Regions from separate parts of the Mus musculus genome. Here region 2 is linked to region 1. A link is a loop called in an ENCODE intact Hi-C map of the cell type or tissue named here. Cell type or tissue: left cerebral cortex. All regions are shown on one strand. Links, peaks and the distances in the headings refer to the core of each region. The heading gives the core; the rest is flanking DNA.

Region 1 (3,552 bases), core at 379-2,878:
TTGGAAAAAGGCAAAAAATTGAAAAGAAAAATGAGTAAATTAACCAGGATAAGAAGCCCCACTCCATCCTAACAGAAAGCTCAAAAGCAAACCACTGGTAAAACACCAACTGTCTATGCCCCAGTGTAGGAGAATGCCAGGGCCAGGAAGCAGGAGTGGGCATGCGGGTGAGCAGGGGGAGGAGGGGAGGAATAGGGGGCTTTTGGAGGAAACTAGAAAAGGGAATAACATTTGAAATGTAAATAAAGAAAATATCTAATAAAAAATAAGTGAAAGAAGCTATTTATAACAGTAAAAAACCAAACCAAACCAAAAAACCAAACCAACCAACCAAACATACAAAAAACCCACCAGCCTGACAAAAACTGGTCTTTGGTTGCTCAAATGTTTGTGAAGATAGAAAAAGAAGGGATTTGATAACTGATGGTCAAAGCAAGAATCGGAGATCAATAAGACTGAAGATGTTCAAAGTGTAGGACTCAGAAGTTGAGGACCTCCCAGGAAACACCTAAACAGTGTCTGGAAATTAAATTCAAAGATCAAAGCAGTAAAATTTATAATGCCAAAAATATAGAATAAATGTCTCACAATAGGTGAATGAGGTTTTCTTACTGAACTGTAATGAATGTACATGACAATTAAAATTTGTGACATGTTCCTTTAAATATCAACATGAGTAAATCATAAAAGACAACATAATGGTAAGTGCCAAAAATATATAGCATGGAGAGACCACCAGATCATATATTTTTAAACATATATTTCAAAATAGTGGTTCACCTGTTGTGAGAGGATGGTGGAGTTGGTTAGATACAGCTTTGAAACCTTTCAAATCTTACTTTTTAAGGAATACAGGGTTGTATAATGAAAATACAGAAACTGGTACTGGCTGCTTAATCCCAAAGGTAAAGGGATCTCTGGGTATTTGTCCAATAATACTTTCTGTATGCTTGAAATTTATTTTAAAATAGAGCACTAGTAGTATGTTTATTTCAAGCATATTGTAAGTACTGTATTAGTCTAGGCATGCTTCCTAAACAGAAAGCCGAACAAAAGCAAGCGAATGAAACACAAATGAAGAATGATATTTGGACACAAAGATTAATACATCTCATTGGCAGTGTGTTCCGACTTGGGTTCTACAGGAGCAGCCTCTTGGGCAGCAGTTCTCAATCTGTGGGTCATGACCCCTTTTGGGGGTCATGTATCAGATATCTTGCATGTCATATATTTACATTAAGACTGATAACAGTAACAAAATTACAATTATGACTGGAGGGGGGTTACAGAAACAAAAACGTGAGCTGTATTAAATGGCTGTAGCATTAGGAAGGTTGAGAACCACAGCTCTAAGGCTTTAAGCAGTCTAAAAAAGTATGTAAGCTCAAGCCCAGCTGCTTATATACAGGGAAAGAAAGAATTTGAAGAGGTTAGCTTTTTTACTTAAATCTTTTTTACAACCTTTCTCTGTTCAGGAAAGGGGTCAGAGGAGTGCTGTGGCTGTGAAGTGTACTGAAACGTGGGTCCCATGATCATCAGACTGTAAGTATAGATGATTTAGAAAACACATCTGATTTAGGAGAAAGAAAAGCCCGGGGATGCAGGGTAACAGAAGGTTTATTTTGAAGCCAGTAAGCTATAAATTTTCTAACACAAAGTCAAGTCTGCCTGGAAATTCAGAGAGTTGGTCCTTCATGGTAGAAGTAGGGAAAGATAAGACACTCTCTGACCATCAGCTGCTCTGCTGGCCTTAACCCTCTCACAGCTGGAAATGAGGCTCCTGGTAAATATCACAGTCCTGACGAGGGATGCTGTGGTGCCAAGGGGTTAACAGGCACTTTGTGTGAAGTTTTAATATTCCACAAATGAAATGTGCATGTGAAATGGGGGAAAAAAAAAAAGAGGAAAAGATTATATTTGTCAGCTGGGCTGCCATATGCTGTTCTGGCCAGAGCACAGCAAAAATGGTGACAGTTCTTTCCTGAATGAGAATCCCTGTCAAGTCCTGATTTCATGTCTTTTCTTTGGGCAACCAAGAGGTTTCTTCAAGACCAGGGACTCAAAGATCTGTATTCCTGTGGGATATCTGGAAGCTACTTTTAAAAAGCACAATGTTGGCACTATTTGGTTTGGGGTTTTAGAGGTAAAAAAAAGTCACAGAATTCACTGCATATGTTTTTCTTTTATTTTGTAGATAAAATTTGCCTTCAGGCTAAGAACAATCCTCTCAAAGAATGAATAGCTACCTGAATGACAGGTTTGGGTTATTATGGGTCTGTAGTTGTCAGGAAAGTCAGTATCAGTTTCACAGAAGATTGTCCTGGGCCAGAGGTGGGCAGGTCTTTGTGAGTTCAAGGCTAGCCTGAACCCTGTCTCCAAATATAAGAGGTTTTCTTGTACAAATTTGGCCAACTATGATAACTATGTTTTATAGAAATAAATGTTCAAATCTATATATCATAAGAATAATGAATAAGATGATATAGTCTTTGGGATGTGAGAATGTAGCTGTTTTAAAATTATATCTTTCTCTCTTTGCATAAAAAATCCTGTACTAAACAAAATTACTTTTTTTTTAAATAAAGTTTCATGAGTTCTCTTTATAGACTGAATAAGTGATATAATCCCAAAATCTTGAAGATGTAAAAGTTCAGAAAATAAAAACTTGCTGTAGTCTAAATATAATAGTACAATAGCTCGCTTATTGTCAATCAGTGTATAAACATGACATAGCGTACTTCACAACATATTATTATTCTGTTGATAATTCTTAGCTTCATGGATGCTTCAGTCTTTGTGTACTATTCCCCTATTGTTTGCCAATATTCCCCTTTCTCTCAATTTACTTCCTACCCAGTAACAAGGGAGTCAAACCTTTTGATTGGGTGACTTTTCTTTGCAGAAGATGCCACTCTTTGTGCAAAAAAAAAAAAAAAAAAAAAAAAAAAATGCAAATGGATGTCATGCTGTCCCATCAACTGTCCTACAAAATAAGTAATGAGCTGCTTTTTGACAATGTTGCTATTTAATATACATTGGTTATTTTATCTTCAAGATTATCTAGGGTAATATTTACTCTAGATCTACGTAACTACCTGGGTTAGACTCAAGTAATATAATGATGAAGAGTCAAAACACTGGCTGTTATAGTCAGTTGCTATGGTTATGATATGAGGCCTAGTTTAGAAAAGACATACTATTAGTGGGAATAATTTCTGACAAGTATTAGCACGTTGAGAGTTCTAAGTATAGATGGAAAAATAAAGCTAGAACATAGGACTTCACTTCTTTGAATTTTAATAAATCTATCAAAAATAGGAAAATAAAAAAGTAAGTAAATAAAGAAAAAGAACCAAGTGGAATTTCAAAGGTGGATTGCTGGGCATGGTGGCACAAACCTGTAATCCTGTCACCTGGGAGTCTGAGGTAGGAGATTGGGAATTTAAGACCAACCTATGCTATATTGTGAGTTCAAGGCAGGAAGAACTACATAGTAAGACTTCCAAAACAAAAACAAACAAACAAACGAATACCTCAAGTCTCTTGATGTGT
Region 2 (3,552 bases), core at 358-2,857, 66 kb after region 1:
TGTGCACACACGTGTATGTGTGTATGCACATGTGAATGTGTATGTGTTGAGGCCAGATTATCATATATATGTCTTCCTCCCTCAATGCCTCTCCAAATTAATTTTGAGACAGGATCTCTCACTGAAAATGAATCTCACTGGCTAGACCCTCTGGTCAGCAGGTTTCAGTGCCCCTCTTATTTCTGCCTCTCTAGCCCAGCTGTATTAGAGTTGTATGGCACAGCTGCAGGATCTGAACTCAGGTCTGTCTGCTTGCACAGTGAGCACTTTCCTCACTGGGCTATTGCCCTAGCTCTTTCCTTCTCCTTTAAATGTAAGTAGTTCATCAGAAAAGTCTCATTATACACTGGCACCAAGCCGCTTAGCTGGGGTATACTACCTTGACACTTAACACTGGTTATTGTTTTTTTTTTTTTTTCAGACACAGGGCTCATGTAGGTTGGCCTCAAACTCAACACAAAGCCAAGGTTTGCTCTCAATTCCTGATTCTCCTGTCTTCTGTGTGAGGAGTTTACAGGTATGTACCACCAAACCTGGCTACCTTGTCCCTATTGAAAAAATGTTAAATTGTCTTATAAAACCTAAAAATAATAACAGTTGTGTAGTCATTTAGAACCTAAGATTAGGAATCATACAGGCTGGGTTAAGTTTCAAGGATTGTTTATTTATTAGCTTCTGATCTTGAGCCTCAGTGTTTTTACTCGTCAATGGACTAAATGGAGTACATGTCTTATTAAGATAAGGGGCATGGACGTCATTTAACATGCTTCTTAGTGTTTACTAACTGCATGGCAAATGGCAGTTGCTCCTATGAGAAGGAGCCATTGCGAGTGGAAGGAAGACGCTGAAATGACCAAGAACTGTTATGGTGGTTAAGGGTTCTTCCATGGCAAGTTGGAGTATGACATGTTACACTTGGTCATTTGAGCATCCACCCTTGTTGAAGCATGATGTAAGGATTGCACACATTGTTGATGCTACTGCAGACACTTTATGGACCCAGCATATTTTGCTCCATTCCTGCAAATATAGTTGTTTCCTTCCCAGACTGAACTGATGTGTATGTAAAGGCCACACTTGTAATACCTTTCGTTGATTCATGTTTCTCCCAGTTTGAAATATATGTGACAGCCGGACGGTGGTGGTGCATGCCTTTAATCCCAGCACTTGGGAGGCAGAGGCAGGTGGATTTCTGAGTTCGAGGCCAGCCTGGTCTACAAAGTGAGTTCCAGGACAGCCAGGGCTATACAGAGAAACCCTGTCTCGAAAAAGCGAAAAAAAAAAAAAAAAGAAAAAAGAAATATATGTGACTAAGAATGTTGTTGGCCTATTACATACATGTATGAAAAACAAGCATATTTTTCACTTCTGTTTTTGCAAAAAAAAAAAAAAAAACCTTCTGTAATTTCAACTTTCATATTATCTTTGTACTCCTTCCCCCTACTTAATCTTTTCCAGAAATTGAAAGAGTTGATCCTCACTTGCTATTTTCAGTTAACTGGTTTCATCTACAATGATTTGTTTTATGTGGCAGCATTTTTAGGTGCCAGATGCCTAAAACACATAGGTTAAAAGCAGGTCAATTTCAATACAAGGCTATCATTTTACAGCTTAATGAATATATTTACAAACTCCATAGTAACAGGCTTGTTAACAGAGGCACAGTGAAAATTTTTCCTCAGCATATACTTCAGTATAAAAATATTTGCTTCAGATCCTACCCACCTATTGGCTGCTAAGGCCCAGCACTTGAATGCATGGCTTGTGGAAGTTTGAAGTGGAAGAAAAAGAGATGTAGCTTGGGGCTCTTGTTAATGGTTACAGCCTCCTCATTACCGGCAGCCAAGGCTGGCAAAGTCCACAAGAAACAGCAGGGCTTAAATAGCTCACTGCTAATCCTAGCAGGGTTCTTGTCAGTCAAATACATTCACTGCGTACCTATTGTGTGCAGAGAACATCTTTTTACTTGCCAATTCCACACTGAGAGGTTGGTTAGCTCTTTTTATCTTTATGACCTGCAGACTGGTAACAGCCTTTCTAACAGTGTGTTCATTTTAACAATAATTTATTCCAATAAAAAAAGGTGGATGTTCCCTAGATATAGCCACCATATGCCCTAAATTTTCTGTGATAAACTTAATTTCATGTAGTTTTATTTTCCTTCCAATAAAGGCAATTAGTGAAAGACAATGAAATGTGATTTCAGTGTTTCCTATTGTTCTCAGGTTTTATACAATGAGTTGATGAATCAGAAAAAAATGCTAGATTATGTTTATGGATGTCTAATTTGGGAATTATGGTTGCTGGGTACCATGGTGTTCTTTACAAATGGGATTATCTTTTACATTTTGCACAAAACTCATGTTTCAGATTCACATAAGCCGGAATCACAGACAGCTTTGTTCCAGTAATGTCTTTTTACTCCTCCAGTAAGGACCTCTCTGAGATAATCAAGGATCTCACATATCAAGAAAATTTAGATTTCAAAAGACCTAACTTACTTTGCCACAAACAACAGTGTTCACAGAGTCACAGATTTGGACAGATCAGTCAAGGTTGGTAGCAATTCACTGACTTTAGAACTGGTTTTGTCTCCATTCCTGTCTTCTGGGTAGTCTTTCTTCTTAATCTCTACAGACCATCATGGCACCTCCCATGAGCCATCAGTGTCTCCATGTGGCCTCATTGGTTCTAGAACTTGCATCTTCACACCTCTCTGGTGAAAAGTTTTGTTGTGTGCCCTCCTTGGAAGAAGGAAGCTCTTCATCCCCAGCAGCTCAACAAATATCTACACTATGTTTAGTTACTGTGTTGGTTCTCCTTGTCCAGAGTCATGATACACAGAAATCTTAAGCCAGCTAGCTCCCCTGTAACATTTTGGAGTAAAATAAGTCTTGTGCGCAGCATTTCAGATGACTAAAAGCTATTCTTCTAAAGCAAGCTTGAGTTCTGTTATGAGGAGATATGAGCGATCTTGACAAGATAAAATGACAAAACTTTTCTACAAATCTTCTACAAAGCCACAATTTCCTGAAATAAAAGTCTACACTGTAAAAATAGTAACATATGTTTATCTGTGAACTAGGAGTGTTCCGCTAGACTCACATGCTATAGAAAGTTTCTACCTCCATTAGCCAAAATTTTATGCCTCAACAAAGTGGTTCCTAGAGATCTTGGGTTCACTTATAAGTTGTAAAAATTATAAGCCTTAAATCAGGAAACTCCAAATGGCCACAAGGAAGATTTATAATACTAATATTTCCTTTTAGAACTACAGGGCTTATGGAGACAATGTAGGTTCTTCTGTTCACTGAAAGAGAGAAAAATTCTAAAATTATGGCTCTAAGGTAATAAATACTCTTAATATAGTGTCTCTCAAACTTGCTTCATTGTAATGATTACCCAGGGACCTGGGAAGGGAGGAAGGTCAGTACAAAAGGAGAAAGCATGACAAGGGACAAATAAGATCAAGGTTGTATGATAAAGCCTTAAGAAATAAGTTTATATTTATGTAAAATTATACACAGTAAGTATAAGTGGATCTCTCTCTCT

What was found. A loop is a pair of places that touch in the nucleus more often than their neighbours do. Peaks named below come from ENCODE experiments on the same cell type or tissue, not always from the same donor. Only the 100,000 strongest peaks of a DNase experiment are listed, where the experiment ranks them.
Region 2: it touches region 1 in a loop (2.1-fold over the local background); 2 of 42 quality-filtered maps call a loop at or near these places.

The regions. Positions count from the first base shown.
Region 1 is chr3:18,729,839-18,733,390 of GRCm38, reverse strand. No RefSeq gene overlaps it. Among named protein-coding and RNA genes, the nearest start is that of Gm30789, 89 kb to the right of the region's middle. In left cerebral cortex, for the core only: no CTCF peak of the experiment used is centred there; DNase peaks (open chromatin) are centred at 1,708 and 1,920.
Region 2 is chr3:18,664,245-18,667,796 of GRCm38, reverse strand. No RefSeq gene overlaps it. Among named protein-coding and RNA genes, the nearest start is that of Gm30789, 23 kb to the right of the region's middle. In left cerebral cortex, for the core only: no CTCF peak of the experiment used is centred there; a DNase peak (open chromatin) is centred at 1,866.